Regions from separate parts of the Homo sapiens genome. Here all the other regions are linked to region 1. Evidence: chromatin loops called from intact Hi-C (ENCODE). Cell type or tissue: mammary epithelial cell. All regions are shown on one strand.

Region 1 (5,000 bases):
TCTCAAGCCTTATTAGAATAATGTTGAATCCTGACTTTGTCGTTAGTAATACTAAAGCAGTCTCAGCTTTTGGGTTTTAAGTTTAATAAATAAATTTTTTATTCAAAGTTGGCAATAAAGTCATTGTATAGAGCATTTTTTTTTTTTTTTGAGACGGAGTCTTGCTCTGTCACCCAGGCTGGAATGCAGTGGTGCAATCTCTGCTCACCTCAACCTCTGCCTCCCGGGTTCAAGCCATTCTCCTGCCTCAGCCTCCCGAGTAGCTGGGATTACATATATAGGTCATTTCTAAGGACTATAGTCTGTTACAAGTATCCCTTTAGTTGAAAGAATCCATTAAGCGACCTTTTCTCAGGATAGCTTTTCAACCACCTGCTAATATTTGACTACATGAATTTTCATTTCCTCATATTTTTACTGCAAGGATAGCCCATGAGATAATTCAACACATATAGGTCTCTTAGTCTGCTAATCCTGTAGGAAAAGAAAAGAAAATTAGCATAATATCTAGGTGAATGTATAATGGCTCTTAGTTAACATTTCTTTGTCTAAATATTCATAACCCAAGGGATGATTGAAGTTTAATCAATAGTTTCTAAAATCCTTTCCCCCGCTTTTAAAAAAATAAGCATAGCATTTTCCTGACTCCTGTCCTTGGGGTGGAGATTGGGGAACAAGTAAAAGCTTATAGAGTCTTGTTTGATAAAAAACATTTTTTTCTAAGGGAAAGGAATAGCAACATTTGCTGCCACTTAAAATCCATCCTTAAAATTCACACAAAGCACATTTATTGCTTACTTTCACAATGATCTAGGGACCAAAGAGTAACAAAAAACAAAACAATAAATAAATGCACAATCGGGCATCTCTGCTGTCAAGTATTCCTTGAAGGCCTGGCAGAATCTGACATGGAGTAAGTTACTGGAAGCCGGATTTAGTCAATTACCTGTCTTTTTGCTCCTAATGTTCAGAATCCAGTAAATGGCTGTAGCCTAAGGTAGAGAAGTACCAGTTAAGTGCATTTTGACTGTGGTTTAAGCAATCGAGGTCGTCTCCAGCTTCTTTGGAACAATGCCATTCTTTAGCATGACATGGAGGGTAACTATGTGCTTATTCACTAGATGGAATACCTGCTTCATGTAGTTGGCTGGGCTCTGTTACCATCTGTTTCTTTCTTTGTTTCTTTCTGTTTGTCTGTCCCTCGCCCTCTCTTTCTCTCTCCCTCTCTTTCTGTCTCTCTCTCTCTCTCTCTTTAACACACACACACACACACACACACACACACACACACACACACACACACACACAACTTTTTAGAGTCATGGAGAGAGGGTCTCATTATGTTGCCCAGGCTGGTCTTGAACTTGTAGGCTCAAGCAATCCTCCCACCTCAACTTCTTGAGTAGCTGAGACTACAGGCATGCACCACTGCACCTGGTTTCAATATTCGTATTGTCAGTATCTCATCAGTTTTTGACTATCGCCACCTCTATCTATTTTATAGGGAAAGAAAATCTTTCTTTGCCCTAATATCTAAGTAGCTTAGGCACACCTGAGAACTGGGAAACCATTCCCAACCATTGCCAGTGGGGAGACGTCCTGCTTCAGTGTGATACAGTTAGCCAGTGTTTATTGAGCCCTTCCCCATGCTCATGTTTGTATTCATCTCTGAGGAATGTCTCTATAGTGATCCTATTCTAGAGACATTTCCCCCCTCTTCTGGACAGATTAAACCCGAGAAGAACTTGCTGGTTCCTGTAAGCCGAGCAGCCTGTTTGTGCTGTGCCCTCATTCTAGGTGCATTCTTTGGCTGGCATATTTGTGGGCACAGAGTATTCACGAACAAGGTTTCAGCAGTTTATAGTCCCTAGGGGGCGGGGTGAGTCAAAAACATTGACTGTTTCCATTTGCCCTCTGGAGGCAGTGTTTAACCTCCAAGTGGATGTGGTGCCCAGAGGAAACAACCTCAACCAGGAACTGGCAGGCACCTGCCTCATCAGGGCATCAGTGTGCACAGGGAGAGAGGGAGTGTGTCAAAAGGTCCAGCCCATTTGGCTGTGGGGAGAGGCCTTATAATAACACATCAGTAGCATCACTTTACACATGCCTCTGCAGACACGAGCTGTCCAGCTCCCTGTTCCTCAGGGTGAGGCTGGGGTAGAGCTGGGAATGACGGACTCTGGGGACTGATGGAGGGCCATACCTTCGAGACCAAGGATGGTGTTCTCTTGCACATGCTTGCCACCTCTTATTGGTCCTCCGATTCCTAGGGAATTTTCTTTAGCATTCTTCTCAACTGGGCTCAGTTGTTGAAAGAGCACACACACACACACACACACACACACACACACACACACACATACATTTTAATCCTGTGCTTCACATGCTGTGAAGCTAAAGAAGAGTGCAAGAGGAAGGCAGCTTACATCAGATCTGACAGTCTTACTGATCGTTGCTGATAAAAACTGGCAAAGGGAAAAGTAATCGGAGCCTCGGGAATTCAATTCACTCCTTTAATCCACTCAGCAGATATTTTATTTTTAAAACACAAGCACAGCCATCAGCAAAATTGAGAGGCTGTGTGGGACCCCAAGGCACTTTAAACTTTTGAGCCCTCCTAACTCCCACTCCAGCCCTACCTTCAAATAGTCCCTCTTAGCCATTTCATCTGCTTGGGTGTATCCTCCTCACCATCCCTTTTCCTTATTCCCTAGAAGCCAATAAAAAAAAAAACTTGCCTGTTGGCATTAATTAAAAAAAGGAAGACACTTTATGATCTAGATCATCAGCTAGAGACTTGTGCAGTATATCATCCCTACTTTTTATGATTCTCATATTGTCTTCATGTCTTTCTCATTTGCAGCAAGTAGATGACACAGTGCTGCCCTCTAGCTGATTATTGGATTATAATGGCTTCTCTATTCCTAAGGCTATATATATATCTAAATATATATATATCTAAATATATCTAAATATATCTAAATATATCTAAATATATATAAATATATATATAAATATATATAAATATATATATATAAATATATATATATATAAATATATATATAAATATATATATTTTTTTTATCAGCAAAGAGAAGTGGACAGTTGTTTTTCATGTACGGCTTACCCCAGACAATCAGTAGAGCACCTCTGCTGCTTTATACTCTCTCAGTCCTCCTGAACCAACCTTCCTGGAATAATCTACTAATCTAAACCAGAAAACGAACTTAGTTCCACAGCAGATTTCAACTGTACCTCTATATTACAGCAGGTACCCTGTCAGATTTCTTCTATCGAGAAATGAAAAGATGTACACACGCCCATGTCTGTATGTCTTCCATTTATCAGGCAGGGAGAATTGATTATCTCAATTCTAAAGATATCAGCACATTTGGAGATATGTGGCTTTTATTCTAGGACCCTGGGATTCACATTTTAGCCTATAACCTTCAAATCTCCACATTCATTTTTCTCCACCCTAAGTGCCTGTGTAGTGATGTAATAGCACTGTTAACCATAATAGAATGATCAATGATTTTGAAAAACATAGTGTGTACCTTTCTCTTTGGGAGGAGGGTAAAAGCAACTACTGATAAGAAAGTAAGCCTTAGCCAGCTCCCCACGATCCATCTGCCAGTCAAAGCAGTTAATCTTATATACCCCTTCCCACTCAAGAAAGTTAGTGAACAGTTATTACATGGCTGCAATAATTATCTGTAAGCGTTATATCTACAGATGTAGACTGCATCTGTCTACAGAGAAGGCGCTGATTTTAAGCCTGCTTTGGCACCTAGTTTTAAGCCTTTGGCTTTATCAACCATGTACGTAGGTTGTCACCCATATAAATAGGTCCTATCCCTCACCATCCTGAGCCTTGATTTTCTTACCTGTCATTTGAGATAGTTACCTCACAGAATTGCCAGGAAGGTTAAAAGATCTGGAACACGTAAAAGTACTTTATCAAACCCTACATGCTTATTAATTGTAAGAAACTGCCCTGTGTCATTAAAAGAGCATGGGCTTTGGAATGAGACACAGGAACAGATTCCAGACCTGCTTCTCACTAGCTATGTGGCCTTTCACAGGAAGCCTAACTTCCTCGAGCCTTAGCTATAAAACGGAAGTAATACCAATCTACAGCACCTATATGGGAATTCAATCAGTAATGTGTTTAAAAGAAGGTCAGTGCTACATAGATTTAGGTTATTGGTGCCATTGTAAGTGGGAAAATAATATGTGTGATGCTTTAGTGAGTTGTGAGAGAGCATCCAAATGCCTAAGCACCTGGAGCACACTGCCTGGGCCTGATCCCTGACACTGCCATTTACTAACATTGTGGTGTCACATTTTTTGTAATTGCCTGTTTACTTCTCTCACTCACAAGTCTGAATTCCTTGAGTATGGAGAGATTGTCTTCTCACTGTGTGTGCAGCTCCTAGTGGAGTATCCAACATGTAGTAGAGAGAGAAAATGTGTTGAATGAATAAATGTGTGATTTTTATCATCTTCCATACATTTTATACTATGGTACCTCTTAGATATCATTTACATTTATAATAATAACTATGAATTGGAATGGGTAGGGCAGTGGCCAATTAATGTAGCTCATAGGAGATCCAGATGCTTCATTCTGCATCTCTAGGCTTCTTGATGCCTCTTGGGCCCTACTTGATAGGTTCTTATCTAAAGCCATAAATGCAATAGAGAAACAGAACACTTTAAAAAATATTACCTCCACTAAAGGCCGGGTGTGTTAGCTCAGCACTTTGGGAGGCCAAGGCAGGCGGATCACGAGGTCAGGAGATCGAGACCATCCTGGCTAACACGGTGAAACCCCGTCTCTACTAAAAATACAAAAAAATTAGGCCTGGTGGCACATGCCTGTAGTCCCAGCTACTTGGGAGTCTGAGGCAGGAGAATCGCTCGAACCCGGGAGGCAGAGGTTGCAGTGAGCCGAGATCACGCCACTGCACTCCAGCCTGGGCAACAGAGAGAGACTC
Region 2 (5,000 bases), 220 kb before region 1:
TCTGAGATATCCTTTGAGAATTGGCAGGTCTCTGAAATATGATTTATAAAAAATGAAAGACATATACATCAAACATATGTTTTTATATATTGAATGATAACATGATATGACTAGAGTGAAATCTATTCTAATGCTCAGTTCATTGTGATAACATGATTATAGGAAAGTAAGAATCCATGGTGCCTCCATTAAAGAAAAAATATAAATCCTAAATACTTTTAAAAAGGTACTTTATGAGAGTGGAAAAAAGGGGCAATTGTTGAGTAGATAAAACGTTTCAGTTTATGATAAAAAAGTTCTAGAGATCTGTTACATAACCATGTGCGCATAGTTAACACTACTGTATGGTACATTTAAAAAAGGTTGATGGTAAATGTAATGTTATGTATTTTTTTACCACAATTTTTAAAATGCACCTTTTGGGATCCAGATATCTAATATATCAATTGTGTGTTTTCTCTGTAAAGAACCAGAGTATATATTTGTGGCATTTTCGCATAATAGAGCAGAAACTCCTGGATTTACTAAATGTTAGGTACTTCAGAATATCACCTTACCTTTCTCACATCACTTCTATAATATTTGAGGCATTTAGAATAACAGTTAAACAAATGCTGTTGAATTGACCAGATATAATATTATGTATATTTTCTCCAAGCATAAACAGTTTATTACTACAATTATCCTACCTTCTCATTAACCGAGACTTACTAAATTGATACCATTAGAACTAATTACATTCTAATCTCTTATATAGCTAACCAGTGTTCTAAATCGTAGTGGATTAGTTTCCTCAATTGATTTTAAATACAAAAACATAAATATGTAAATTAAATAACAAAAACTTGACTTTCACACAATAAAAAGTTTTTAAAGAAATTTTATTGCCTTTAAGAAGTCTGTTGTAGCAGAGATTTGTAGCAGGTAAATTCATTTAGGAACCATGGGATTAAGAAAATTAAGACTATTAAGAGGTTAAGAGAATTAAAACTATTTCTCTGTAGGTTTAGTTGATAAGTACTATATGTATATAATAAGTAAATTATAACATACAGAATTATAGATTAAATAACATTGATTATTTTTATTTGACTTTGGTAATTAGTTTAGTTTTCACTGTCTTCTTCAATTACAATTGATTTCTACTTAGGTAATGTTGCTAATTGTTAGAAATTGGAAAATACCTTAATCATGATAGGCATCTTCTAACCTAGATTTAATGCCATAATTTGCTGCTAAGTTGGAACTCTTGTGCTTACATTTATTCCCAAGTAGAAAAGAAACCCTTTAGAAACTATTAACCGTGTTGTCAGTAACCACTTTTCAAGAGATTTTTCCTCTAAGTTTTTTCTTTTTAAATGTGAAGTTAGAATGAAATATATATACACACACATATATGTAAATATATATGTTAGTACTTATTTTACACTTAATAAAATGCATTTTTTTGTAGAAGACTCTGGTGGAACTTAATGTATTACAGTTCTTGACAGCTACTTGTTAAGTCTTTATAAATGCTGCTTTGCTAGATAGTTGTTTCAAGGCTTGGTAATACTCCCAGTGGTTTTACTCACTTACTTGGTTTCTACCTTCATTCAGAATTTTAACTTACTAGTGATTAAAACCGGAAAAAGTTTGTTCCCTGATGTAGTTTATCATTCATTCTTTCTCTGTGTATCTCTTAATGGAAATCCCCAAAATATTATGTGGTCTGAAAGGTAAGTTCATTCTTTGATAAACGGATGACTATGATGGAGTTTAAATTAGCCCTTGGCCCAAATTGCAACCTTGTCAAAAACTCCTGATTGGCTTGTGGAACTTGAAATGACTAAGATCTTTTAGTGGATTTTTACTTTTTTTATTTGAGTTTTCACACTTCAGCATTTCCTGAGTGTTGGATTTATTATTTCTTCTAAAGTTCAGAAGTTTAGTTTTTGTAATGAAACGAACCAGTGTTCATTATCACGCTTGTGTATTTTATTAGTACTATTATAATTCAAAATTTTTCTTTTATATTCAACAAATATTTATTGAATACTTATGATGCATATTTTCCTATCTCCAAGTTAGATGTGGTCTCTTGTTCAGATGTAGTTACTCTTATTTTTATGAGACTATGTAAATAAAATTGTGTAGATATGTTTTCTATTCTTTAGAATGGTCATTGCTTTTATTCTATGCTAGTTTAAGTGAGTATGAGTTAGCATTCTGTTATTTGAAAGATAGTGTAGCCTAATGGGAGAGGCAGTGCAGAAGAATGAAAGCTGGAAAAATGTACAGGATTGCAAATTTCAAATGAAAAACATGACAAATAATCTTGGTTCAGGACTAGGCTCCTTCACTTTAGTTTTACTCAATGCTTGTTACTAGACTCTGATTATGCCATGTCCTGGGGAAAGAAAAAAATAAGACCATATCCTTACCTGCAAGCTCCTCTCTTGGTAGCTGCATGGGTTGCAAAAATGAAGAAGCCTGAAAACACCACATATTGGCGAGGACATGGATCAGTGGGATGTCCTATACCTTGTGGGAGGATATAAATTGGTTCAGCCTCTCTCAAAACTGGTTTGACATGATTGAGAAATCACATTTCCTGTTACTCAGCAGTTCCCTCTCCTAATGCTCTTGAATGTGTTTCTACTTGTTATCAACTGACTCATATTATTTTTCTGTCCCAATTTGCCAAACTCTTTTTCTAATTGATTACAATAATTATTCTATATTTATAACTTAGCTCATATTAAAAAATAAGTTTGGCTGGGCACGGTGGCTCACATCTGTAATCCCAACACCTTGGGAAGCCGAGGTGGGTGGATCACCTGAGGTCAGGAGTTTGAGACCAGCCTGGCCGACATGGTGAAACCCTGTCTCTACTAAAAATACAAAAATTAACCAGGCATGGTGGCATGTGCCTGTAATCCCAGCTATTTGGGAGGCTGAGGCAGGAGAATCACTTGAACCCGGAGGCGGAGGTTGCAGTGAGCTGAGATCGCGCCACTGCACTCAAGCCTGGGCAACAAGAGCGAAACTCCATCTCAAAAATAAAATAAGTTCTAGAGGAACTTATCACAAGTTGACTTTTATCAAAAGTCAGGACCTATTTAAACATTGTATCATTTTTTTTTCTTACGTGGTCTCTTGGCAAACTCAGATTTGTTTTCAGTGGAGGGAGAATCCCTTTCAAGTGCGTAGGTCCTTCACTTTCCTTTGCTACTTTTTCCCTATGTCTGGTGTCACTGGTACTCTGTCTTCCTGAAACTTTGCATGACTGTTCTATGCACTTCATTTATTAAAATCATTCAGTTCATAATTTTCATTCAGCTAGCAGTGCGTTCTTTGCAGCCTAGCGGGTTTCTATATTGACAATTCCAACCACCCTTCTAAGAATACCACAGAGCAGTTTCCCGTTATGCTGGTTTATATATTCTCAGCAGTCGTTTTTACTCTCCTTTCATAAAATTATTATACCGGGTCCTCAATTCTGGTAATCTTGCTAACTTATTTTTATACTGTTCTCATAGCTACTGCAGTTCCATCACTAGGAAATCTCACAGGATGTTAGCGTCAAATATACTGACTTCTAATTTGTTCATTCCCCATTAACTCCGCTTATCCCTTTACTTGTTTATTTAATGCTTTCCTTATTGTTTTTTCTTTACAGTCAGGCATGTCTCTTAGAGAGTAAATTTCTGGAAAGAAATGGGCTTTAGTATTATCTTCCTTGCTTTACTCTTAGCCTACCAAGACATTGTCTGTAATTAAACCTTTAATGAATGTTTTTAATGATAGTTTTTTTTTTGTTTGTTTTTGTTTTTTGTTTTTTAAATAGACGGAGTCTCACTCTGTCGCCCAGGCTGGAGTGCAATGGTGCAATCTCGGCTCACTGCAAACTCTGCCTCCTGGGTTTAAGCAATTCTCGTGCCTCAGCCTCCCAGATAGCTGGGGTTACAGGCATGCGCCACCATGCCCGGCTAATATGTTTTAGTAGAGACAGGGATTCGCCATGTTGGCCAGGCTGGTCTAGAACTCCTAACAGGTGATCCGCCCGCCTCGGCCTCCCAAAATGCTGAGATTACAGGTGTGAGCCACTATGCTCAGCCAATAATGGGTCATCTAATCAGTGTTTCTGCCTGTGGGTCTAAATGAACAAAACCGTATTAAAACAAAGGTTTCTAGCCATGCCCGGATAGATTCTGAAATACTTTCCCTAAAATACAGACTCTGAAAATGATATAACTGATGCCTTTTTTTCTTCCATTGACATGTTTCCTGTCTTTCAGCTCTCTCTAGAAGACTTTTAAGACGAATGAATTCATTCTTATAAATGGAATTTATGTTATGGGCCTTGATTTTGGGGAACAGAAGGAAGATATGTTAATGTTGGAATTTGAGTGACATTATTTCTCTTCTTTTGTGTAGTTCTGACATGGATTTAGGTTTCTTTCCAAAAATAATTATTTTTGAATAATTACATCATGGTAGTTATTAACCATGATCTGCATATAAAGGAACCTTTGGCAATGAAGTACATTTTATTGCAGTATCAACCACAATTTAAATCAGAGTGACACTTTTTGTTACAATTAATATATAATGTAGTCTTTTCAGGAAATTTGAAAGTACTTTGTAGCTGTTATTTGTGGGATTTGTGGGGAGAAGGAGTGAGAATTTATTTTTCTCTTTGTGTTTTCATTCATTTCTTATTCTTTATTCTCTCCAAGTCTAAAAACAGATAATTTATTGTGCCTTAGATTTGTTAGTACAGTTCTTTCATGTAGCAAACACAGGTGAGAACACAAGTTATTTCTTAGAAAATCTAAATGCTTGCACCTAACCAGAAGTATCATTCAGAAAATACTCTAATGCCTTTTTTTCTTCCTGGACCAATAAGGTATATTGGTAGGAGCATTGCTAAATTGAAACAAAGTCATGCCTTTGACAGGTGCACTTAGCACCTCATAACCACAGAGTCCCAGTTAAACAGGTGGAATTGTCAAAGA
Region 3 (5,000 bases), 59 kb after region 1:
TTCATTCCAAATGTACTAACATATTTATTGTTGAGGGCAGTATGTTAGTAGCCTTTTCATTCATTTGGATGACTATTTTTTAATAAAATGGGATCGATGCATATTAGAGATAATGTAATCTTGAATTACTGAATTAATCCAGTCCTTTAAAAATATGTAAGTAAATAATGTGGGTACCTTTAATGTCATCCAACCTAACCTAATTTTTTTATTTCAGCTAATGCTAAAATGGAAAATTCTAGCCCTTCAAAATGTACGGTACCATCTCACACCTACAGATCCAACTATTTCCTGAACCTGAGGGCAGATATGGGCCAGCATGGATGCGCTCAAAGACGTAGATGCTGACAAAATGAGTTGGGCTTGGGCTTCTCACTCTGTGGAACAGAATTTGACCTATAGTGTGGGTCTAAGAGGAATTGAACCACACAGCCAAGATTCTTTCTAGATATGAGTGGTGAAATCTCCCACAGCCAAGATTCTTTCTAGATATGAATGGTGAAATCTCCCACAGCCAAGATTCTTTCTAGATATGAATGGTGAAATTGAAATTTTGTATAATTTCCACATGTCACAAAATATTGTTCTTTTAGTTTTTTAAAAACCATTTTAAAATGTCAACACCATTGTTAGCTTACAGGACATACAAAGACAGCTGATGGGTAGGTTTGGCCCACAGGTCATGGTTTGCCCACCCCATTGTATTAGACAGAGTGCTAATTGGGAAGTTATGGATAAGTGCAAAAGGAGGGGTTTTGTTTGTTTTGTTTCCAAAGGGAGAGATCATTGTAGGCTGACATAGTCAACAAATTCTTCACAGAGAAAGTGAGTTTTTGAGGAGACTTTCCAATAATAGGCCACCTAGGAATAAGTAGCGTAGAAGGGAAAGGCTTGTCAATAATCGCTCTTTGGTTCATTTGTTTTATGAGTCAGGACTATTTTACATTGGGGTTTTTCAAAGAGGGACACACCTGTATTCATTACCTGATTTGTATTGAATCCAGAGAGGCATGGTGAAGGGCATGGCACAGAGTGATCTTTGATTTGGTTAAATACCAAATGACTTGACAGCTCATCAAAGTTGTTTAGAGCAGAGAATAAAACGGAAACCATTAAGATGCTTTTAGTGTAATAAGTTATCTAGACTTTTGAAATTGAAGAGGGCTTCTTTTTATCTCTACTTCAGTTCTTATATGCCTTCTAAATACCAGGTATTGTGGTAGGCACTAGGGACAGAAAAACTAAGAAGAAATCGACTCTGTCCTCATAGAACTCATCATCCAATATGGGATTCCAGCTTGCAAAAAAGTGTAGTAGGACCAGTTAAAATAGACGTTGGCAAACGCAAAGGTTGTGGCCCTTGAGTGCACATTTAAATCACATGGGAAACTCCAAAAATTTCTGTTGCTTGGGTCCCGCAGCCCAGAGATTGTGATTTACTTGGTCTTGGGTATGGCTTGGGCATCTGGTTTTTAAAATAGCTTGCCCAAGTGATTCTAATCTTTAGTCAAGGTTGAAAACCTCTGGTATAGGGGTGATGAGGCACAAAAAAAGAGGACTCAGATGTACCAAGGGAGGAGCTGGGGCAATGCTTGACAAGTAGAGGCAAACAAGGAGGATGAGAAAAAGGCTTTCTAGGCTGAGATGACACACAGAAACAGGAAATAATAGATCCCATTTGGAAAACTTTGGAATACTCATCATGGGTAGTGTGTTCAACCAGCATGGGCAAGAGATTGGCTAGGAATCGTGAACAGACACAAAGGAGAAAAGGAATAGCAGGAGATAAAGCTGAAAAGATAGATGTTCATGCCTTGCTAAGTCTAGCCTTGGTCTTACCTGGAATTAGAAGTCACTGAAGACTTGTAGGAAGGGTTATAACATGATTGGATGTGTAGTTTAGAAAAATGACTCATCTGACTGATGTGGTGAGTTCAACTGATGGTCTTGTAGCTGCAGGCGAGAAGCCCAGTTACAAGGTTATTGCCAAGTCCAGGTGAAAAAAGATGAGGGTTTAAATATAGGTTAATAGCAGTGAACCTGGACAGGAAATGACAGATTTATTAAGATATTAAGGAGATAGAATTGGCAGGATGTGGTGACTGGGTAATTAGGATGACTCTGCATTCCTGAGTTGAATAACAGGATGGCTTGAATAGGGAACATTAGATGCTCAGTGGTAGAGAGAGAGAGAGAGAAGTAGTTAGTAAATTGAGTTCCTCTTGACTCATTTTAACTTGAAATGCAGATGGAACTTTCAAGTAGAGTTCTACAGTAAGCCTTTGGATATGCAGACTGGAAACTTAGAAGAGAGGGCTGCCCTAGAGATAATAATTTCAGAGTCATCAGAATATAGATGGTTCAAGCTGTGCAAGAAGATGAGACTGCCCAAGTCAGCAATGCAGAATTCTGTGGAACACAGCATTTAAAGTATGGATGGAGAAAAAGAGCCATCAGTTTGGCTAAGAAAGGTTAGGATGGTAGGTAAAGAACGTGATGCGGAAAGCAAAAGAATAGTATTTCAAGAAGAGAGTAATCAAAAGTGTTGGATGCTTTAGAATAGTCAAAGAGTGCGAAGAATAAAATAAAAAGTGCTCTTGGGTTGGTGGAGCAATTTCAGTGGAGTAATGGTTCTAGAACCCTGACTGCAGTTGATTTAAGACTGGATTTTGATTTCCTGTCAGAAGTTTGGTGCGAATAGATTTAAAAAGCCCTTTTCTTGTTTCTAACTTGTAGAAATTCTGGATAAAAAAATTATAACTTTAAAAATATTTTAAATATGTAACCAAACTCAAAAGGATGAAAGAGAATTCTCCAGATGCCATGAATGAAAGAGGAATTAAAAGCCAGAAACAGACAAATGTGGAAGTTGAGTGGGCTACAGAGGTTTCAGGACCACATATAGAGGTCAAATAGAGGCTAGCATCTTGACATCTTCCAGGCAGGGAGGGAGCTTTATCTGTGCAGAAGTTATGCAAAGAACTGTTTCATTCATATTTCTTAGTTCATTCATGAATGGAACCAAGAAAACTTGGGACTTAAGAAGGAGCTACCCAACCTGGAGTAGAAAAGTAGCCCCTAAAAGAAATCAGAATCCCACACCTCATGTGATATGTGCAAGTAAGAACTCAATTTGTACTACCTGCGTAGGGAGAAAAAGCCTTAAGCCAAAAATAAAAAATAAAAAAAAAGGAAAAAAAAATTACAAACCTATTTGGAACCAGTGTAACTCATAGGACCCAGAAGAGGCAAATGCAGACTACGTAACAGTGATATCTTGAAAATTCTGGGCAAATGCAAGATTCCTACAGAGGATAAGTTCCATTGAAGTAGAGCTTCCAGAACAAAGTAGCAGACCACATGAGGAAATACACCATCATGAGAAAAGAAGGCAAATGCAACAAACAGGACACTTGACATCTACAAGAACTACCAAAGAATATAAAGCCACTTCATAGAAGGAACTTAAAAATTGTGGATTTCTAAAACATTCAAGGAGATAAAGAAAAGAACAGATTCCATGATACAAGAGCAGGACAGTTTGGAAGGGAAAAGCCAGTAGATTTGTAAAAGAGGCAAATAGAAAATCTAGAAATGAAAAATATAATAACTGCAAATTTTTCAAAAAGCAGTAGATGGGTTAAATCGTAAAGTAGACCTTGGAGAGAGATTTCATGAATGAGAGGTGAGACAGTGAAGTCAATTAGTGCAGGCTGCTCCTTTGATGATTGCCTTTGAAGGAGAGGGAGCAGCTTTGTTAGAGAGGAATGCAGGGAAGAGATTCATTCATTCATTCATTCATTCATTCATTCATTTTTAAAATAACAGAGGATTAGGGAATATATAGTGGAAAGAGTAAAAATACAGGAAAAAGGGGAGATAGGTCGGGGAGAAAAGATCCCCAAGAGCCTAACTAGAGGAATTACTGGAAATTAATGAGGATGAAGCAGATTTGAACATATTTCTGTTGGGGGTAGGAGGTCAAATATTTGAAAGTATGTAATTAGATCCCTTCCTTCTCTGTCAGATAAGAAGGATATGGGCGGTAAGCAATGAGGAGATACAGAAAGGGCAAATGTTTTTTTAAAGAAATAGCTACTAAGATAAATGGGGAGATGAACCTGATCAGAGACAGGTATAAAGAATGTCAGAGAACATTGAGGGGTACACCTGCAACAGTCTCTTATCTGAGGTGGTACCATGCTATAAGATTGCACCTAGCAATGCAAGTATAAGATTGTAAAAGTTAGATTGTTGGATTAGTCCATAAATATTACAGAAAAGATGCAAGGAAATAACAAAAGAGGGAATAGAAAATAGTAGTAAGAAAGTAATATGAGAGATTGGAGGGAAGAAGTTTCTGTAATCCAATTTTTGTGTCTCTGACCATGGTTACTATGAGAAAACATTTGCTTATAGTGAATTAGAAGAATTCTAGAATCTGTTTTCCTCCTGCCTCACCTCATTTCCCATGCAAGTGTGCCTTGAGCTCAAAACTTTAGAAGAATAAGAGAGCAAATAAATAGCTCTCTTATTTATTCTAGTTTATTTTAAAAGAACCAGGGTAATATTGTTCCCTACAACAGTGGTCCCCAACCTTTTTGGCACCAGGGACTGGGGTGATGTTTTGGGTGAGAAAAAGGGGATGGGATGGTTTCAGGATGTAACTGTTCCACCTCAGATCATAAGACATTAGTTAGTTTCTCGTAAGGAGCATGTGATCTAGATCCCTCGCATGCGCGGTTCACAATAGAATTTGCGCTCCTGTGAGACTCTAATGCTACCGCTGATCTGGCAGGAGGTAGAGCTCAGGTAGTAACGCTCACTGGCCCGCTGCTCACCTCCTGCTGTGCCGCCCAGTTCCTAACAGGCCATGGACCAGGACCAGTCCGTGGCCCAGGGGTTGGGGACCCCTGCCCTACAACATGAAACTATGTTACCTTAAGTCAGTCTGTCATGAATCAAGGTTTGTAGGCTTCAACTTTTTGTTTTTGTTTTGT
Region 4 (5,000 bases), 150 kb before region 1:
ATTGCTACGTTGCTGCTAGCATGTTGTTCAAGAATACATTTTTATATTCACTCTACATTGATGTAAGGATACCTTCGTCACATGGATGAATTAATAAATTCACATTTAGGGGGAGTATATGTGGCATGAACATGATTTTTGATGAGAATTTCTGCTGGAGGATGAGCAGAACAGTGGTCAAGGAATAATAAAGTTGTGCATTTGTCATCCCGGCCAGCTTCCTTTCAGTGAGCACAAGTCACTGGTACAAAATGTTTGTGAAACCGATCAGAAGAGATATCCCTGGTGATAAATGCCTTTTTGTTCATATAATAATAGACTAGTAAGAAAATCACTCCTTGAAAACTGTGAGATCATAGCCTTTTCCTATCATAACAAATTACGCTTATGCATGCCTACTGCATTAGAACATCCCAACACAGCTGTTCTGTCTTTGGCATCCTTAATTCCTGTAGGAGCTGTCTCATCAGCTGTGGCCAGTGTCGTTCTGGGACCATACACCAAAACAGTGATGTTTTAACAGCATTATAGACTTGTTCTGGCATCAGATTTCCATCAGCGATGACCTTGGCAAATTCATCAGTGAATTGCTCTGCTCCTTCATGGTCAGCAGATGCTTTCTCACTGTATAAATCTTTAAAACAAATTGAATTCCATGTTTAAGTTTCTATAAGTAGCCTGTTGAATATTTACAGTTCCCTTCAATTTTCAGTTCATCTTGATAGAGCTTTGCTTGTTTCATCATCAGCAATACCATTAAGAGGCATGTGTTCACTGTGACACTGATCAATCCACTCTTTCAACACCTAAGATTTTAAAAGGAATAAATTAATTTTTAAATAGTGACGAGAACTTGCCATGTTGCCCAGGCTGGTCTTGACCTCCTGCAATTAGGTGATCCTCCCGTCTTCTCCCAAAGTGCTGGAATTACAGGTGTGAGCCACCATGGCCATCCCTAAGATCTTTATTTTTAGCTTTATGCAGTGTTTTTGTATTTTTCGTTAACTTTGTTTATCACTTTCAGCATGGAACTTCAACAGTTTATCCTTGTTCTTCAGGTCATATATGGTGGTCATTGTAACACCGTAGTCTTCTGTGACATGTTCCATACTTACACTGCTATTCAGTTTCTCCAACAGCCTGACTTTCAGTGCTATAGAGAAACATAAATGCTTTCCCTTTTTCCTATCACTGTTATTCATAGCCTTCTTGACATTTTCAACAATATCTTTCACCACAGAGCAGAGAATAAGCACAAAAATACAGTGAGTAATGCACGTAGGTCTTAGCCCCATCCTGGGGAACCTGTCCTTGCTGCATCTGGCCTGTACATGTGGCATTGTATTACACTTTGTGAGTGTGCTTTTATGGGAGGGATCCGGGTGTGTGTGGAAAAGATACATTGCAGCTGAAGGGAAGAAAAAAATCTGTCCTGGGAGGGTAATTTGTTCCTTGGGAGTGCTGAATAAACTGTGTTGTACACCTGAAGTTGAACTGTGACTTGTCATGTGAGGTCATGTGTGGAATTTTCCACTTGTGGCATCAGGTGATGCTCAGAATGTTTCAGATTTTGGAGCATTTCAGATTTCAGACTTTTGGATTAGGGTTGCTCAACATGTTGAACAATTATAACAATATGCTGTTAATAATTTCACAGATTTGTTCTTACCTTAGATCTTAGTAACCTCAGCATATGATTTTATTTTCTTTCCGTAAGTTAAGAACTTTTACCTTTTCACTTAGCAGAAAAGCCGGGTAGATACTATACTTTTTAAAAATTAAGAGAGAGGCAGGCACGGTGGCTCATGCCTGTAGTCCAAGCACTTTGGGAGGCTGAGGCCAGTGGATCACTTGAGGTCAGGAGTTCTCAAGACCAGCCTGGCCAACATGGTGAAACTCCATCTCTTACTAAAAATACAAAAATTAGCCAGGTGTGGTGGTGTGTGCCTGTAATCCCAGCAATTCAGGAGTCTAAGGCAGGAGAATCACTTGAACCTGGGAGACAGAGGTTGCAGCGAGCTGAGATCATGCTGCTGCACTCCAGCCTCAGTGTCAGAGGAAGACTCCATCTCAAAAAATAAGAAGAAGAATAATTAAGAGAGATTATTTCTAAAATTATAAATGTACTGGAACTGCTAGTTAAATTCTGTCTGCTTCTAGTAGAAACTATAGTTACTAAACAAATAAAAATATAGTAGTTCCTCCTTATCCACAATTTTGCTATCTGTGACTTCAGTTACCCATAGTCAATTGTGGTCCAAAAATATTAAATATTAAGAAAGCATTTTATGGCTTATTTTTGGTATATCCAAATTGCCAGCATCACTACTTTTGGACTCTGGGGCCATTATTAAGTAAAATAAGGGTTACTTGAACAGAAGCACTGCAATACCCGTCTGAGAGTTGACTTCATAATCGAGATGGCTACGAAGTGACTAATGGACAGGTAGCGTAAAACGCACGGATACACTAGACAAAGGAATGATTCATATCCTGGATGAGACAGAGTGGGACAGCATGAGATGTCATCACACTACTCAGAATGGTGTGCAATTTAAAATGCATGAGTTGTTTATTTCTGAAATTTTTCGTTTTATATTTTTGGAACACAATTGACTGCAGATAACTGAAGCCACAGAAAGCAAAACTGTAGATAAGGAGGAATTACTGTATTTTAATTTGTTTATTAAACTTCGTTTCTACTAGAAGCAGACAGCATTTAACTAGCAGTTCCAGTGCAGTTATAACTTTAGAAATAATCTCTCTTAATTTTTAAAAAAAGTATAGTATCCACCTGCCTTTTCTGTCAGGTTGTGTATAAACTTCCCTCCCAGCGAGTTTGAATTAATGTCATTTTGATGACCACCATGTGTATGTGTAAGTGCAATTCTGTATCTGTGTGTGTGAAAAATTGTGTATGAATCCTTTTATTAGTTCCATTAGCCTCAATATAATTAAATTATTGTACTAAAAATATCCAGATAAGTAATTTCCAGCATACTACTATGATTTTACTTTATAAGAATTTACAAAATAGGCTTATCAATTACAAAAGGATACAGCAAAGGAGATGTGCACAAACATATTAGTATTTGTACTTATATTTACATTTATACACACATACATGGAAACTCACAAGTCATCATTAGACATGGCTTTTGGTTGACTAAGAGCCCTCTCTGATAGGAGAAATATAGTGCAAGCCACAAATGTAATTTTATTTCCAACAGAAATAATATGAGCCACATTTAAAAAGTGTAAAGAAATAGATGAAATACATTTTAATAATACATTTTATTGCACCCAGTACATCCAAAATACTATCTCTTCAATCTGTAATCAATATAAACATTTTTAACGAGATATTTTACATTCTTTTTTTCATATCAGGTCTTAGAAACCCAGTGTGTGTTTTATACTTAGAGCACACCTCCATTTGGACTAGCCACATTTGAAGTGCTTAATATCCCTGCATGGCTTATGAGTGGAGCAAGGGGAAAAGGTGGAGAGGGAAGAGTACCTGTCTCTCTTCTTCTTTGCTTAAGGGCACTAATCCCATCATGAGATCCCACCCTTATGACCCCATCTGAATCTAAGCACCTCCCAAAGGCCCCACATCCTAATACTGTCACACTGGGGATTAGGGCTTCAGCCTGTGAATTTGGGGAAACACAGACATTCAGACCATAGCATTTATAACCTCAAGCTTTCACTGTCTCTATCCCAGTAAACCAGAGCTCTTGTAAGACATGTGTGTGTACACATTAAGTGGCCTTTTTTTTTTTTGCCTGTTCTTCTTTAAGAAAACCAATATAAAATTGAAGCTAAGACACTAATTTAGGACATAATTAATTGTTGAGGTGCTTTGAAGGATCTGTATTGAAGCATTTACTGGTAAAAGTATAGAATTTAACATAGATCCATGATTAGCCAAGAAAATGACAGAAAATGTGGTGGTGCATGTCTATAATCCCAGCTACTCTGGAGGCTGAGGCACAAGATCACTGGAACCCAGGAGGTGGAGGTTGCAGTGAGCCGAGATCATGCCACTGCACTCCAGCCTGGGTGACAGAGTGAGGCTTTTTATTGACATATCAAAAGAAAATAAAAGATGATAGAAAAGCCATTGTTGGTTTTTTTTTTTCCCTCCACAAGAGTCTACTCAAAAAAGTCATTGTTAAAGAGAAACAAAGAAAAAGTTAAAAATGAAATACCAATTAATTAAGTTTTCTATTTTAGTGTAGATTTTAGGAATCTGCCCAATTTTTGCTCACCTCCCAGGTGCTTATTTCTGAACAATATTTGCCCTTTATTTTTTATTTATTTATTTATTTTTTTTGAGATGGAGCCTCACTCCATCGCCCAGGTTGGAGTGCAGTGATACAATCTCAGCTCACTGCAACTTCCACCTCCTGGGTTCAAGCAATTCTCTTGCCTCAGCCTCCTGAGTAGCTGGGACTACAGGCGCACGCCACCACGCCTGGCTAATTTTTGTATTTTTAGTAGAGACGGAGTTTTGCCATGTTGGGCAGGCTGGTCTTGAACTCCTGACCTCCCAAAATGCTGGGATTATGGGCATGAGTCACTGTGCCTGGCCTCATTTTTGTTTTTGATGGAATGGAATTCCTGGATTTTGAAATTCTGAAACTCTGGTTATCATGAGTGACAGTGAACAATTACTTAGATAATGGAATGATAAAAATACCAGAAATTTTTAAGGTGCTCTGTGGTTCATATTATTTATAATGTGCTTTTTTGAAATCTTCAAGATAGAATCTAATAAAAACTTTCAGACTCAGAAGTTGGAAGTAGGAGTACTGACTTCTTAGTATAAGGTGAAGCAGAAGTATATGACTCCTTGTTACAAGGAGAAAAAGACACAAAAAGGAAGAATATGTGGTCAATACAGAAAAATAGGAATTCTTCATACGTGACTTGATAAACTAAAATAAATGAAGAATTTGAGGCATTTATTATCATAATCTCTTGTTGAGTTTGTG
Region 5 (5,000 bases), 570 kb after region 1:
ATATGGAGGAACCAGACATCTACAAAGTTAACAGAAGTTATTGTCCATTTTTTTTCACACACTTTCTCCCTTTTCCAGAAAATCAGGGGGGGCAGGAGGGAAATGTGAAGCACATGATGACCGTCAGGGCGATGCCAGAGAGCTTGAGTAGCTTTGTTTATTTCATCTGTAATAGGAGGAGTTGGTTCTTCTTAGCTGGGGCAGTCTAAGAGTCAGTGGGACAACAGGCTACTCCAAATCTCCAGCTTTGTCTGCACACCAGCCATGGCCAGAGGGGTGATGCCTTCAGGAACCTCTTATCCTCTGCCCCATGGGTGTGTAGCATCCCTGAGAAGGAATGGTATCGGTCATTTTCCCTGGTCTCTGTCTCTGTCTCTTGGTCTTCTCCTGTAGGACCCCATGCAGTTGATCTGGAAAAGGATGCAATTAGGGAAGACTTGCATGGTTCTTGAAGATCCCTCCCACTCTAAACTAAGCCCCCAGATACACTGGGTCACTTTGCATTTCTTTACTTCCACCCCAACTTTCATCGCCATCTGATTTATTTGTTTATTTGTTTATCACTTGTCTCTCTTCACTAGAACATCAACTCCATGAGAGCAAAGACCTCCTTGTCACACCCACAACTGTGACCTCCAGTGCCTAGAGGGTGGCTGAGCACAGAGCAGGCATAGAGTAAATATTTGCTAAGTGGGTGTGTAAATGAAGGGATGTGAACCTCATGCCCACACACAGGGGCTGGGGCCACAGGAAGCCAGCACATCTAGACTGGGGCAACAGCTAACAGTGGAGGCAAACACCTGGCTCATGAGTGGCCATGGAGAGGCCACACAGCACAACCCCTTTCGAACTGCAGTTAAATGACTTTGACATCCACAGTTGAGCATCAAGCAAATCAGATAAACTAGTCGCTTAGCTACACGTCACCCCTATGGGTTGTTGGTTAGTTGGATTTTTCCCCTTTTGTCTTGTTTAGGCAGATCTGGTGTCCTGAGAGTAGGGTTATCATAAAGCAGAGGAAAGAGATGCAAATAAAGTGGGTGGATCTCAGGAAAGGAAGTGATCTCAGTGGTCTCAGATGCTGCCCATAGCAGGGTCCAGTGGCCGGTTGAGTTGAGTGTATGGGAGGCTTGTGGAAGAACAGTAAGGCAAAAGACCCCTATGGGCACTGAAATAAGAAAATAGATGCCCACCCAAATAGATGACCAGTATCAGGGCTTTCTCCACCCCTGCCAGAGTCGGCCTCTCATTCAACAATTTTCCATCTCACTTCCCATTGTTTTACTGAGACATGGCTTCTTCCTGCCTTGCCATGTCCTACCTGCTTTTAATTGTTCCCAAATGACTTGATGTAATTCCAAAATTTAGCCCTTTAAGTTCTATTTTCACCTTAACCAACCTGGAACCCCATCCTGCCCGCACCCTCATTAAACACAGAGAGGATGAAGACAGGGAGGGCATCATCTACATTGTACATCCCACGTGGCTTCAGCCACACCCTCCAGTGGCTTCTGGAACAACCGCAGAGATCTGCAGCTGTGAGGGGGTGGGAGGTGTCCTCAGGAAACTGAAGGAGATGAGGGCTTCTGGGACCTTCAATCTGGCTTGCTCAAATGTCATCTAGTTTTGCCCCATTGATTTCAACTGTGAATGGGACTATGTTTGTCCATTCATTAGAAAGTACTTCATTTTCCTTCTTCTCATTTATTTTTTAATCTGCCCTGCCCTTGGCTGTAGAAGTGAACCACTCTGTCCACGGCTTAGCAGTCAGGGCTCAGTATTTTCCTTCCTGACTGTAGGAAGAGGCCTAAGTGCCCTTGAGTTGTCCAAGATAGAATCGCTCACAAATCTGCTTTGTTATTGGTGTTTGATCAGTGAATGTACAGAGATGCAATTGTAGCCAAAAGAATGTGGGATATGGAGAGATCGCGCTGGGTCTCACGTTCCTCAGGCCTGTGGTGAGGGTGAAAGAAACCCACCCCCTTTCCCAGGCTACCCGCTGCCCATTGTGTCACTGTCTATCTGAACTGAAGATTCTAACAGAGGATGAAAAGCAGATCAAAACAAAATTCCCCCGAAACCATCAACACAAAAGTAGGAGCTACAGAACTCCAGTCAACTGGACCAGAGAAGAAAAGTGGAGCAATGACTCCCCCAAGTGGTGTGTCTGTGAGTGAGAGCTTGGCTGCTGGTTTTTCATTAACATTATTATCCTTAGAGTTATGGAGCCTCAACCTGATGTAGGATCATTAGAGCGTAGGGTTAATGGGGCCGGCTAAACCAGAAGGAAACATCAAACAGCTGTGCTAGGAAGGGTGGCAAGCCAGAGAATGAGGATGGAGCAGCAGCTATGAATCCTCTCTAGAGGGAAAACAATAAATATGGAATTATTTAGTCGGTGACACAAGGAAATGTTTTGAAAATGCCATTCTTATACTGCCTGCATCAGAACCAGCTGGAGAACTTGTCAAAGGTGCAGATTCCTGGGCCAACCTCAGCCCTAATCAGAATCTCTGGGGCTGGTGACTGGGAGTTTGTACTTTTAACAGGTGCCTTAGGTGAGTTCTAAGTGAGAAGCCAGTAAGTGAGGTGCAAGAAGTCTCATTTACCCACTCTGTAAAAAAGAGAGCGGAGGCAATGGACAGGAGGAAGAAAAGTCGTGTTTAAAAGAGATAGAAATGTTGGGCCGGGCGTGGTGGCTCACACCTGTAATTCCAGCACTTTGAGAGGTCGAGGCGGGTGGATCACCTGAGGTCAGGAGTTTAAGACCAGCCTGGCCAACATAGTGAAACCCTGTCTCTACAAAAAAATACGAAAAATAGTCGGGCATGGTGGCTTGCACCTGTAATCCCAGCTACACAGGAGGGTGAGGGAGCAGAATCGCTTGAACCCGGGAGGCAGAGGTTGCAGTGAGCCTAGATTGTGCCACTGCACTCCAGCCTGGGTGACAGAGTAAGACTTCATCTCAAAAATAAATAAGTAAATAAAAAGATAGAAATGTGAAGGGAAAGAGAATCCTTCATATGAGACTGGGATACACACAGGACTATCTGGGCAGCTGCCAGCCAGGCAGCCAGCCTCACTGAGGGGTTTCTCTCTGGAGCTCTCTTCCTTCTCCCGGTTATGTTAGGCTCCACTGGGCAGGGCTGCCTCAATACACCCTCTCGGCTGTGTGTCCATGTCCAGGTGCCCCCCATCTGGCCCAATGAAGGGTAGAGGGTGTCTAATCACTGGTTGCTGTTGACTGAGTCACCTGGTAGAGAATGCATGGCCCAGGATTTGAAGGGCAGGGTGCTGGTCTTGGTTCTGCCGTCACTGGAGTGGGCATCTTTGGAGTCTCTGGGTCTCTATTCCCTCATCTTCAGGAGGAGGGAATTGAGCTAAAGGATGTGATGGCTCTAGCAGCATCCCAGGACTCTTCTCTCTCCTCTGGGGCCCTGACCTGGAGCTCACCTGGTTTGATCACCCTGAGGGTTTGGCTTCAGTGTGGGGTCAGGGATCTCTAACCCCCCACAGGCCTATGAGGGAAACTTTGAGCCTAGTGCCGCTGATGAGAGAGGCTCTGTCACATGGAAAACTTTACTTAAGAACCCAGCTGCCCCATGAATGGTTGGTTTCCAGTTTCATGGACAGGATTTTCCCAGAAATTCCAGAGAGGGGTGTGGTGGTGCCAATGAGCTGGAATAGACCTTTAGGACCGAAGCCTTGGCATACCCGGGGAACATGTCAGGGAAACTTCCAGCCCCAGCCCCCTTTCTCTCTGTCTCATGGGAAATGCCACCAGGACAGGAAGTCACAGGAAATAGTGACTACACTAAATATCACTGAATTGTGCACTTTAAAATGATGAATTTCATATTTAGTGAATTGGGCGAATTATATTTTAATTTTTAAAAACATTTAAATACTTATCAAAAGGGAAAAAAAGAAGTCACCAGAGGCTTAGGGATAGAAAGAGGTGGAAAAATGTTTATCTTATCACTTGATTTAATATATTGGATAATTAGGATTCAGATGAAACCAAAGTGTTGAGTTCTAGAAGAGCAAGTCAGAGAGTGAAAACTCCACCCGTATCCATGCCAAGGAGGGGCAGTGGGGTCCAAGGGGAAGCACCACCCGGCTGACCTCAGCTCCTGCCCTCCTGGGTGACCTCAGCTCCTGCCCTCCCGGGTGACCTCAGCTCCAGCCTGCCTGGGACTCCCTTTCTGTCTAGCCCAGCTCCTTGTTCCTTCAGACAAGTGGCTGCCGGGGGCTCTAAATCCCACACCAACCCAGAGCACCCTGTGGAAAAATCCTTCCTCCCTTTTAGTCAGCTGGGGCTGGGTGGGAATTTTCCAAAAGGAACTTTTCCTCAGAAACCCTGGGGCAGGGTTGGAATCTAAGTACAAAGGTCTTAGGAAAAAAAAAATCTATTCCACCAGAGTGTACATTTCCATGGTGATGACAGCAGAGACCGAGGTTGGGGGGAAGAGTTGGTGGGACCCTTTCTCTTATCTCAGATCTGAGTAGCGTCCCCACCCCCAGAGACCCTTCCTCCGTGGTCCTCTTGCCCCTCCTGGGATGCAGATGAAATCCAGCCCCAGACCTTCCATGAGATCAAGTCTAAGGGTGGGGCATTGGAGATGGAGGTCTGAATGGCCACCTCCCTGAGGGCTTAAACACAGCCTTTTTTGGTGCTGCTATCCAAATTACTCCGAGAAGGCTGGGTGCAGTGGCTCTTGCCTGTAATCCCAGCACTTTGGGAGGCTGAGGCAGGCAGATCACGAGGTCAGGAGTTCAAGACCAGCCTGGCCAACATGGTGAAACCGTGTCTCTACTAAAAATACAAAAATTAGCTGGGTGTGGTGGTGGGCGCCTGTAATTCCAGCTACTCAGGAGACTGAGGAAGGAGAATCACTTGAACCCGGGAGGTGGAGATTGCAGCGAGCCGAGATTGTACCACTGCACTCCAGCTGGGTGACAGAGTGAGACTCCATCTCACAAAAAACAACAACAACAAC

What was found. Peaks named below come from ENCODE experiments on the same cell type or tissue, not always from the same donor. Only the 100,000 strongest peaks of a DNase experiment are listed, where the experiment ranks them.
Region 2: a loop joins it to region 1, with 9 times the contacts of the local background. A loop is called at or near these places in 4 of 110 quality-filtered maps.
Region 3: it touches region 1 in a loop (5-fold over the local background); 2 of 110 quality-filtered maps call a loop at or near these places.
Region 4: a loop joins it to region 1, with 12 times the contacts of the local background. A loop is called at or near these places in 3 of 110 quality-filtered maps.
Region 5: it touches region 1 in a loop (12-fold over the local background); 6 of 110 quality-filtered maps call a loop at or near these places.

Annotation. Positions count from the first base shown.
Region 1 is chr7:133,852,091-133,857,090 of GRCh38, forward strand. All of the region lies in intron 11 of EXOC4 (exocyst complex component 4), which reads left to right. Among named protein-coding and RNA genes, the nearest start is that of LRGUK, 270 kb to the right of the region's middle. In mammary epithelial cell, CTCF peaks have their summits at 1,900 and 2,894; DNase peaks (open chromatin) are centred at 1,081 and 1,801; H3K27ac peaks cover 2,031 bases.
Region 2 is chr7:133,630,682-133,635,681 of GRCh38, forward strand. All of the region lies in intron 10 of EXOC4 (exocyst complex component 4), which reads left to right. Among named protein-coding and RNA genes, the nearest start is that of MIR6133, 340 kb to the left of the region's middle. In mammary epithelial cell, no CTCF peak of the experiment used is centred here; a DNase peak (open chromatin) is centred at 2,580; H3K27ac peaks cover 1,794 bases.
Region 3 is chr7:133,911,454-133,916,453 of GRCh38, forward strand. The region is part of intron 12 of EXOC4 (exocyst complex component 4); the gene reads left to right. Among named protein-coding and RNA genes, the nearest start is that of LRGUK, 210 kb to the right of the region's middle. In mammary epithelial cell, no CTCF peak of the experiment used is centred here; a DNase peak (open chromatin) is centred at 2,028; H3K27ac peaks cover 2,083 bases.
Region 4 is chr7:133,703,295-133,708,294 of GRCh38, forward strand. All of the region lies in intron 10 of EXOC4 (exocyst complex component 4), which reads left to right. Among named protein-coding and RNA genes, the nearest start is that of MIR6133, 410 kb to the left of the region's middle. In mammary epithelial cell, no CTCF peak of the experiment used is centred here; DNase peaks (open chromatin) are centred at 367 and 2,457; H3K27ac peaks cover 2,548 bases.
Region 5 is chr7:134,418,565-134,423,564 of GRCh38, forward strand. LINC03060 (long intergenic non-protein coding RNA 3060) reads right to left here. Exons shown (of 3, transcript NR_183392.1): 2 at 1-410. Among named protein-coding and RNA genes, the nearest start is that of LINC03060, 11 kb to the right of the region's middle. In mammary epithelial cell, a CTCF peak has its summit at 2,156; a DNase peak (open chromatin) is centred at 2,147.